2 separate regions of the Homo sapiens genome follow, and region 1 is linked to region 2. Evidence: chromatin loops called from intact Hi-C (ENCODE). Cell type or tissue: heart left ventricle. All regions are shown on one strand. Links, peaks and the distances in the headings refer to the core of each region. The heading gives the core; the rest is flanking DNA. Region 1 overlaps LINC01350 (long intergenic non-protein coding RNA 1350). Region 2 overlaps LOC107985239 (a long non-coding RNA gene).

Region 1 (5,387 bases), core at 102-5,101, 75 kb after region 2:
GTTAAATCTTGTAACAGAAATGAAGAACTATCTAGAGATGTTATTAAAATTTCAGCATAGTGGAAAAGCCCCAGAAGAGTCTTTGGGCAAGTTAAAGATAAGCAGTTTCTTTCCAGACTAAAAATAGACTAGAGATGCAGTTTGATTGACAACAGCTAAGGATCATCAAGGAAGGTACAAAACGCTACTTAGGTTTTTATTAACATCTTTTAATGTTTTCTTAAGTTTGTTAATTTAAAAATAGTAACCATGTTTCATAATCAATGGTCAATGTTTCTACTTTGCTAAGTTAATAAAAATTACCTTTTTATACATTAATGTTAAAGTATGCAACTCTACAACATAAGGCATAATCCAGCACTCTTTGGCAAAATTTCTACTGGGAGGCAAAGCATACAGGATCACCTTTTGAGAATCAGTCTTTCAAATCCATAATTGAGCCAATGAAGGGGAGGCAAATGTTATGCAGATTAAAAGTAGAAAGAATTCCAAGCCTCATCAAAGGTTTATGTTTGCACTGTGGGTTTTTCTTTTTTTTGTTTTTTATTTTTTTGTTTGTTACATAAATATTGTTACCAGCAGAAAAGCAAACACATAAATAATGCGTAATTTATTTTTAAAAATTGATAACCAGGCAATTTTTTAAGGAATCTATAACAAACTCATATTTTTGAGAAATAAACATGTCTATATGTTTATCATACAGTTATTTCCATCTTTCTTTGCAGTCTTAATTTTTTAAATGCATTTTGCTTTACAATTCAACACTGAATTATTAGACTTTTGTTTGTGACTGCCAGTAATTCTGGTTGGTGTTGATTTAAGTAACAATATCAAAACACATTGCACTACAGCGGAACTAATAGGCCAAGTAGGACTACCCTCAAAATAATGATCTACAGGAATTATTTTTTGCCAAAGTTATTATTGCTTTTTAATGCTGAAAACCAAAACAAAGAAAGCAGGTGAAATAAAACGATAAGGTTTCAGTTATTACGGATAATAACAAAGGATTATTTCTAGGAAATGAATATTTGAGACAGATGAGCCAATTTGATAAGTAGCATTTCAATGTTCCTTTTTTATGAAAAATTTGTAGTAAAAACTCCTTCCACACCAGTCAAGGTGCTTATTTCACAAATTCTCTGGAGAAATATGGGAGTTGATACAAAGGAACTAAAGTACTTAACTGAAGCATTGTCATTAATTAAGAGGAATTGGCCGAAAGTCACACTTTTGCACTAAACAGGTCTTCCAAGCAAATGTATCTTTTAATATAGTACACATGAAAAAAATTATACCTAAGTCTGTGTCTCCTGAGGCACTTAAAAGTAGTATTGGGGACTCCAACAATTATTTTTAATGTTCCAAAATATCAAATGAAAATCACAGTTTTATCTTCGTTAGAATTGCTTGGGATGACTAAAACATCTGTTGCTTGTGGTTGGAATTCAGTCAGCTTGGTGCTTAAACAATGTGTAACTTTTAAGAATATTTTTATTTATAAATACTGAGAAATGATTTATAACATATTGTTTGTGGTTTAAGCAACAAAAATATTTCACGCTATGGGGTAGGGGAAAATAAAAAGGTCTCTGGGTAGAGCTCTGGGTGGTTCCTGCTCAACTTCAACAGCAAATGAAAACCTATAGCAGAAGCTGGGAGGAAAGATATATGTGATTCTCCAAACCCCAGGGGATTTGCAATCAATCACCAAGGAAATGGTAGAAAAGTAGAGATTTTCCCTGGAGTTCACAGATCTGGGATGGCAGGACCCCTTAGGAGCTGAAACCAACCTGTATAATGACCCTCAGTCTCCTTTTCATGAATGTGTATCATAGTTTCCAACAGCTTGAAGGCCAACAGTGAGATCTTACAAATTTTTGTTCTTTTTCAACAATTTTTAAATTAAATAAAATATATATGTGTATATGTCTGTATGTGTGAAAATATCTATCTCTATATAGAGATAGATATAAATATATCTCCAATCAGTGACTGGCATGGCATAAAACTTACAAAAAGATTTCTTCCATGTTTCTGCTTTAGCAAAATAATTCATTTTGATTACTCTCAAAAGAGTTAATGAGTTAATAAAATAATTTTTCTGCAAAGACTTTGAAAGTAATGTATTGCATGTTGAAGGGCAGAAATAAGAGAGTCAAATGCTACCCAAAGCAAGACCATGTCACCCTTCATATCCAGCTATCAATATCCACCTTCTCCATTGTTCTTATTTTTTACCCCTCATATCTTTATTACGTGATACTGGGTCTAGGACTCTGCAAATCAGCTTAACCTGCTGACTCCCTGTCAGCTTCTACCAATAGTGGCCGCTAGAGGGAGGTTAAATGGCAGACTCTTTGCTTTCTTCCTCTTCCTATCATCACCTGAGCAATAATAGCTCTGCATCCTGGGATGGGCAGTTGGCTTCAGTCTCCTCTTTTATTTTAGTATTCTAAGAACTAACCTGAATGTGCCCTCTTAGAGGTACAGGTACCAGCACTAGCTGGGAAGTCTTCCCAGCTCTTCTGAGCTCCTGAGGTACCAGCACGTGCTGGGCAGCAACCAGGCCTGCACCTCCTGTCCTCCACTCCCTGACACATAAGGTTCTGCATTATAGCTCTCTGAGCTGTGAAGATAGGACTTTGTGAGAGACTGGAAGTGAGAGAGAGAGGCAATGCAGACAAAGCTTAAGATTCTGATCTGGAGAGGCAGCAGCTTCTTATAGTCACTCTCTCTTTGTGACCTCAGCATCCCTTCTTTGGGTTTTTATTTCTCCAGTCCTGTTTAACCAACTTCTCATATTAAATTCTCACTGTTGAAATGCCCAATGCAGTTTCTGTTTTCCTGACCAGACTCTTATCGATATACCATATACCCAGAAAACACTTTCTTTTATTGTTTAAAAGAATCAGATGAACCAGCATCCACGTAGACTAAATCATTAATGAGTATAAATAAGCTCCTTAATGTATAGTTACAAGATACTGGGAAAATGACAGACCTAAAATCCAACCTGGCTCCTTTGGAGCTCTCTCTCTTCTCATTCAGCCATCATGCTCCAGCCACACTGGCTGTCTCTGAGGTCCTCAGATTATCCACACTTCCCTCCAGCTCAAAGTCCCCACACATGGTCTTCTCTTTGCCAAGAATACACTTCCTGACATTCAACTTGTTCACACCTATTCCTTTTTAAGATCTAAATTCATTTACCACTTCCTCAGGGGAACCTCCCCAAGACTTTCAGGGAGACACAGACATTTTTATGGCACCCTGTACTTCTGAAAAGATTAGTATTTAAATAAATAATTGGCTAATTAGTTATTAAATCCTAGAATGTAAATTCCCCTGGGGCAAAAACAATTTCTTGCTGTGCTTTAATTGACTCCCTTGCCCTCTGGCTCCCTGCTGGATTTGGCAGAGCAGAAACTATTTCTGTAGACTATTAGCTGTTTCATAACTGTTTCACCAGTTCCTTTAACTACATAGTAGTTAAATTACAAGTGTATAAAATATATTAATTATTGAACACTAACTATGTGCCAGGCATTGTACTAAACACACTGCATGTATTATTTCATTTAATCTTCCCAACAACTCTAAAAGATAGGTACTATGACTACACTGAACAGAGAAGGAGCCTAAGGCACAGCGATGGGAAGTGGCTTGAACAAGGTCGTACAGCTCACAAGTGATGGAGATAGGATTTCAGCCACTCTTACTCCAAGCCTATAAACGAGTGATGGTCTCATTGGGAAAACAAAGCTGATAGTCTCATTGGGAAAACAAAGCTTATACTTCACAGACAGGCAGCATAGGCTAAGTTTGAAAAAGCTAATGCAGACATTCTGTGTTACCAGAGCACAGAGAAAGGGCAAATCTCCAAGGCCAGGGTGATAAGAAAAGTTTCACAGAGTGGCTGGAATTTCAGCTGGACCTTGAAGGTAGGGCTGTACTAGATAAGGAGAAAGAAGGAAGGACATTTAATGCAGAGTAAACAGCCCAATAAAATGTCCTTCAACCCCTTCACCTTCAGGTGACCTTTAAAAGCAAAGAAAGCAATCTGGAAAATATTTAAATGTGTGTGTGTGTGTGTGTGTGTGTGTGTGTGTGTGTGTGTGTGTGTATGTGTTTTAAGGGCTAAGTTTCCTTTTTAAAAGGACTCCCTTTTCAACAGCCAAATAAGCACAGTTACCAATTTATTATAAAGCACTTCTAATCTGAAAGGGACAATCACAAAGAACCGCAAAACAGAGGGATATATGCCAAGGTACAGCTGAGCAAGTGGCAGGCTGCATCAGAGGGCACCAGGACATGATACCTACCATTGGCCACTGCAGATAAGGTGGAACAAAGCCACAGAAAAACTGGCAGAGCAGCATTTGTGCTGCAGAGCTAGGCAGGAAATTTGTCTTCCAAAACTGACACGGGGCTGGGACTCAGGATTCCTGAGCATTCTTAGGATAAAGCCCTGAATAAAAAGAAGGAATCAGGATTTAACTGACAAAATTATTCAAAGGCAGAGCCAAAATAACTTGCTTATAGAAATGGGTTAGGAAGTAGAGTTGTTACTATTAGCAAAGCATAGATGGAAATAGATTATGTTGAAGGATGGGCTTATAGAAAGTGACAAAGTTTAAGGCAGGACCAAAAGACACCTGGATCCAGCCTGATTTCCACCTTCACTTAGGAATAGTAGAAATTTCCTCATTAGCATGGTCCTTTATGGGTCCAGGCTCAAATAAACCAACCTAGGGTTTTCTTCTAGTAAGCCACCTTGATTTTGATATTTATTCCTTTACAAATGATAAAATTTGTCCTACCTTGGAGGAAAACTCATTATCTATTTTTGCATGGTTTTAAAATTTTTTTAATTTAGTTTTACTATTTTATATTAAGTTTAAAGAAACATAATTTCATTTTGATATTTTGTTAAAAAATTCTCCCAGACATTGGTATATGAAATATGATGTATGTACATAGTTCTATAAAAATGAAATTATACATTATATGTTGTTTTTTAAACTCCTTTTTCCACTCAGCAATATGTTTGGACGTCTCTCTATGACAGTAAACACATTTCTTCATCACTTACCATCTATTTTCAGAATGGGAAAATTGAAGCCCAGGGGACTAAAATGACTAATCAAAGCTCCAAAGGAAATCATTTAGAAAAAGCATTCATTAAACATCCATTTTTATGTAACACTACACAAAAAAAGTTAAAACCCATGTAGACCTTAATCAGCATGTATTTACTGTATAAGATAAACACAGAAGACCCACAAAAATTATAAAGCCTAGAAAAATCAGATACCTAAAAATACTCTTAAAGAGGTTTATGGTTTATAGAGCAGTTTTGGAGAAATCATTTGATTTTTCAA
Region 2 (5,387 bases), core at 139-5,138:
TTTGACGTTTTCTCCTTTTCCTTGCATTATCCGTAATGAAATTTGAAAATTTCAGTGGAGAGTTTCTTTGTTCCTTGTTTGTCCTGAGGAAGGAAGAAAGTGGAAGCTTTCTTGAAATATATGATGGACAGTGCAATAAAAACTCTAATTCTCCCCCACTTCCTGTAGTCAACCCATTGTCATGTGACTTTGCAGTTCCCCTAATTGGAGGCAGAATCTGTCTCCCGAACCCTTGAATCTGAGCCAGTCTTAGGACTTCCTTTGGCTAATACAACTTAGCAAACATGACGATGTGCCAATTCTGAACCTAGGCCTCAAGAAACTTTGTATATTTCTGCTTATGCTCTCTCTTGCATCTCTGTCATCCCCATTAACCATGCCCAGGCTAGTCAGCCAGAGGACAAGGAACACATAGAGCAGAGCCAAGTTGCCCCAGTTATTCCAGCTAAGTCTACTCTAGACCAGCCAAGGCCAGCCAACCTCCAGACATAAGAGCAACTCCAGCCAAGATCAAGCAAAGTCCACAGCAGACCAGCCTAGACAAGGGAATAATAAATGTTTCTTAAGTATGTCCTTGAGATTTTGTGGTTGTTGGTTACACAGTGTTATCAGGGCAATAGACAACTGATATAGAGAAGTGGTCAGTAGCCAGATGTAGAGGATCATGTATGATGCATCAAGAAATTTAAATTTATGCTTACAAAAAAAAAAAACACACAACAACAACCCTGAAGTGTCTTAAAAGGGGAAGAACATAGGCTGGGCATGGTGGCTCACACCTCTAATACCAACACATTGGGAGGCCGAGGCGGGCAGATCACCTGAGGTCGGGAGTTTAAGACCAGCCTGGCCAACATGGTGAAACTCCGTCTCTACTAAAAATACAAAAATTAGCCAGGCATGGTGGTGTGTGCCTGTAATCCCAGCTACTTGGGAGGCTAAGGCAGGAGAATCACTTGACAGAATGAGACTCTGTCTCAAAAAAAAAAGAGGGATATGGGGAAGAACGTGATTTGATTTGCATTTAGGAAAAGCAATTCTGGCTACAATGTGTTTGTTCAGTTGAAAGTAGAATCTCTTATAATAGTCCAGGTAAGAGATGAGTGCCTCAATGAGGGCAACAGCAGTGAAGATGGTAACGAGAAGACGAATACCAGAAATGCCAAAAAGGTAAATATTATAGCATATAGTAACCGGTTGGTTGTGGAAGAAGGTAAGGAAAGATTCTGGTATGTTTCCCAGATACGGGGTTTTGAGGCCATGAAATGAACTGGAACTAAATTCAGGGAGAAGATATATTAAGCTCAGTTTTGCTATACTGAATTTGAATCCTTATGGGACATTCAAGTAGATGTTGGGCAGCCCATTTTATGTATAGCTCTGAAGGTCAGGGTACAGCTCAATTTTAAATAGCAATATTAATTTAGGAAACTACAGTGATGGATAGTAAATACAGCCATGAGTTTGGATGAGAACACTCAGAAGGAGGGTATATATTGAGAAGATGGCCAAAGACAGAGGATGGGGGATAAACAATGTTTAAGATGCTTGTTGAGAATGGAGGCACAGCAAAGTGGGGGGAGGTGGGGTGGGGAATCTCAAAGAGGAACACTTTAAAAAGAGAATGATCCGTGGTATCTATTTGGTGTGAACTGTATCTCTCCCGTTAGCAATGCCCATCTAAAATTTTAAAAGGATTTAAAGATCAAGAACTCAACATTGCAATGACCTCTACAGAATTATTTTTCAAACGAAATAAATAATTTTGTATGCATTGGCTCCTATGAATCTGACACCAAAGTGCTAAGTTAAAATATTTCTGGGCCAGACACAGTGGCTCATGCCTGTAATCCCAGCACTTTGGGAGGCCAAGGAGGGTGGATCATTTGAGGTCAGGACTTTGAGACCAACCTTGCCAACACAGTGAAACTTGTCTCTACTAAAAATATAAAAAATTAGCCAGGCATGGTGGTGCATGCCTGTACTCCCAGCTACTCAGGAGGCTGAGAGAGAAGAATCACTTGAACCTAGGAGGTGGAGATTGCAGGGAGCCAAGATCGTGTCACTGCACTCCAGCCTGGGTGACAGAGCGAGACTCCATCTCAAAAATAAATAAATAAAATAAAATATTTCTAAAAATATTTTAAAGAATCACGTCAAAAACTGTAGAATCACCTTTTAAGTCTCATGAAATTTAAGAGAGAGAAGAAGAATTATCCTTAGCATCCATAATGTGTTCTTTTCTTTCTATTACTAATTCCAGGTAACTTTCCCTAGCAAGCACTAGAACAATGGTCAGCAAACATACAGGTCGTCTCTTTCTAGTACAGGGCACTCTGATTGTCTGATTTTTTAAAAATAACTTCTCATTCACATCAGCTGATTTAAAAACGAGCTAGGAAGCATTTAGGCCAAATGTGCAGGGACTTCAAGGAGCCTACATGTTTTGATCTTCTGTGACGTACCTCCATTTTAATCTTGCTATTTTACAAGACAGATTAAACATAGATAAATTAGTCTGCTGTGTTAAGGTTGTTTTGTTCTTATTAATGTATACTCCTGAGAAGCTTATTTTATGAGCTTCCCCTTATAAATGAGGGTGAAAGTAACACTCCCAGAATGTAAGGCAATCCATCCAATATTTAAAAGTCATTCACACTGAGGATTTCTTGAACGATGCGGTTATACAGCTGTCACTGCACTCTAAGTTGTGCAGATTTTACCAAAGCAGTAAATTTCAGAGAACAGTGGGCTTTACAAGCAATAGACTAAGTAAGGTTCATTTTAGGTCTCCCACCTTAAGGAGGAAGGAGACTATAGCAGCTGCTCTAACCACCGGAGGGGGCCATTTCATCAAATTCAAGCCTGCCTATATTTAAGCAAAACTATTTTTTGTTATCGGCAGGCTTCCCATCTAGAAGTGAGAAGTGCTTGCTTACCATTTTCAAATGAGAAGAGCTAGGACCCTCCCTTGGTTGGGGCTTGTATTGAGAGGGTGCCTCAAACCCTTGATCACCCCGTTAGGACTGAAATAGTACTAGCAGGACCACAGGGGATGCACTTGTCCACAAGGAAATAAGTGCTACTTGCTTTCGTATGGACAAACTAACACATTGCTAATCTGCAATAGTAAGCACATTCCTTATGGAAAACGTACCCTTAAAAAAGCTCACGAAACTTGGGGGCAGGTGAAGAGGGATTCCTTTTTAAATTTACTCACATTATTTCACCAGCATTTCTCCAATATCCTTGGAGATATTGGTCGTTAAGAACAGGAGCTTTTTAGTCATATAATGGCTCTGCCTGTTTCAGCAGCCAAGAACAAAAGCCCAACTCAAAGTAGTTTTGTAAAGATAGAGACATATATTGGATCACATAGCTGAAAGGTCCAGATACATACTCTCTTCAGGAACAGCCAGCTTTGGAATTTAATATATTGAGGATGCTATTGCCTTGTCTCCATCTCCTGGCTCTGCTTTCTTGTGTGTTGACTTCAATATCTGGCAGATTTTCTTCTCATGGTACCAGGTGGGCTCAGCCCGCTCCAGATTTAAGTGGCTCTTATACCCAGGGACCTCTTTTCCAATAGCTCCAGCAAAAGTGCAGGCCTCAGTATGGCTCAGACCACTTTAGGACATGTGCCCACCTAAGCCAGGCCTGCGTCCTGTGCTGTCCCATGACTACCACCACTATAAAGCCTGGAGAGAGAGAAGGGTAAAACTGTGAATGCATGGAGTTGACTGCGTAGAGTGAGAATGAGAAACGGCTGGTCTCCTAAAAGCAAAACAAACAAACAAACAAAAAAAGACATTATTTCTGAAAGAAGGAAGGGAGGCTAGACATACAGAAAAGCTTTATGTCTCTTACAGTTTGTAAAGCACTTACCACAGTGCTTGGAACATAAAAAGAACTTTAAAAAATAGTAGCTAAAAGAATTAATAAAGTAATTATAATGATGATGATGTTTTTGAGAACCAAATAGATGATGATATACTCTGAAGATAAGATCATTGCCACTTATTTCAGTATAGAACACACCGTTCTTTGTACAACTTATTAACTGATCTATTTAACTGCAAACTTGGATATAAATGATGTCAGTGCTATATGATTATTATTAAGAAATAATGAAAAGGCAAAGAAAGCATATTCAGTGACTCAAAAAAAATTGGCATTTGAATGCAGATAATTTTGTGTTCTAGCAAATGGCTGGTTGAGTGGGGACCTGAGGAACCTGTTTTGTCTTCCTGCTTCAGTTATTAGGATGTGCCATTGGGTAAATTTGTATCTCATTTGCCTTTGAGGAGAAATCCCTGTTTCAGGCAGAAAGCCCATCAAAATGACTGCCAGCCACTGGGCATTTTTTCAGGGGGTCTTCCCAGACTGAAGTCGATCCCTCCACCTCTCTGGCTATCCAAAGCACTCCGCAATATAAGGCCATCTCTGCTTTGCATACTGCTCCAACTAGGGTTGACCTCCTCTATCTCACAGCCTATAAAGTCACTGACAAAACCAGAAAACTTACTTTAGGGAATTTTGTTTCTATAGCACAATGTTGACCCTTCATCTTGCTCTTTTGTATTGTCCCTGTATATTTTTCATGGTGTACCTTATTCTCCACATCTACCCCCTTGCAGTTTGTGTTTGGTGATTCTGAAGTACCTATGCATCTTTTAAATATGCTATACTTTATCTTCTCTTTGCAAAACCACTTCTTGAATATGGAATGGGATCCTACACTCTGCCAGCCTTTTCCCCACTTTCAATCTTCACCTGATTACATTCTACTTATCCTACTTAGCTTAGATGTCCTCTCCTAAGTCTTCCATGACCCTAAAAGTTAGGACAGGTGCTCCTATACTTTTCCAGAGCCTCTCCAGCAGTTCAGGTATACATTTTCTCTGTGAATATTACCAATGCAAAATCTTCAATAAGGCTTTGATCTACTTAGCAAGTCAAAAATAGATCACAGGAGAAAAATTAGAGAACAATTTAATCCTAAATGTCATTGTACTCACTAAAAGTACATGAGGAGTTCAACAAAAGAGAAAATTAAGGAAGGTTTTAGGGAATGGTGTGTTTTATTCATCACAGTATACTTAGCCCTGGGCTCAGTGCCTAGAACATAGAGATAACACATATCAATACCCAGACAATCAAATAGAATAATGTGGACTTGGAAAAATGCCCAAGGGATGGAGGGAAAAATAGAGGGAGGAATGGAGGGCAGGGACATCTAGTGCAATGCTGAGTGTGAACTGCATTTGAACACACAGGTCTGAGTAGATTATTATTGTATCTGGTTTACATTTGTTATAAAACTAGATGAATTATACCATCTTTGCTCTAAAGCAGAGGTAAAAAACACCTTTTAAAAAGAGGATAGG

Evidence for each region. Hi-C counts contacts between places; a loop is a spot of excess contacts. Peaks named below come from ENCODE experiments on the same cell type or tissue, not always from the same donor. Only the 100,000 strongest peaks of a DNase experiment are listed, where the experiment ranks them.
Region 1: it touches region 2 in a loop (2.4-fold over the local background); 12 of 110 quality-filtered maps call a loop at or near these places.

Annotation. Positions count from the first base shown.
Region 1 is chr1:185,593,211-185,598,597 of GRCh38, reverse strand. The region is part of intron 2 of LINC01350 (long intergenic non-protein coding RNA 1350); the gene reads left to right. The region is part of intron 1 of LOC107985239 (a long non-coding RNA gene); the gene reads right to left. Among named protein-coding and RNA genes, the nearest start is that of LINC01350, 33 kb to the left of the region's middle. In heart left ventricle, for the core only: a CTCF peak has its summit at 2,326 (motif pointing right); no DNase peak of the experiment used is centred there; H3K27ac peaks cover 2,568 bases.
Region 2 is chr1:185,667,988-185,673,374 of GRCh38, reverse strand. All of the region lies in intron 1 of LOC107985239 (a long non-coding RNA gene), which reads right to left. Among named protein-coding and RNA genes, the nearest start is that of GS1-204I12.4, 24 kb to the right of the region's middle. In heart left ventricle, for the core only: a CTCF peak has its summit at 2,854 (motif pointing right); no DNase peak of the experiment used is centred there; H3K4me3 peaks cover 271 bases; H3K27ac peaks cover 452 bases.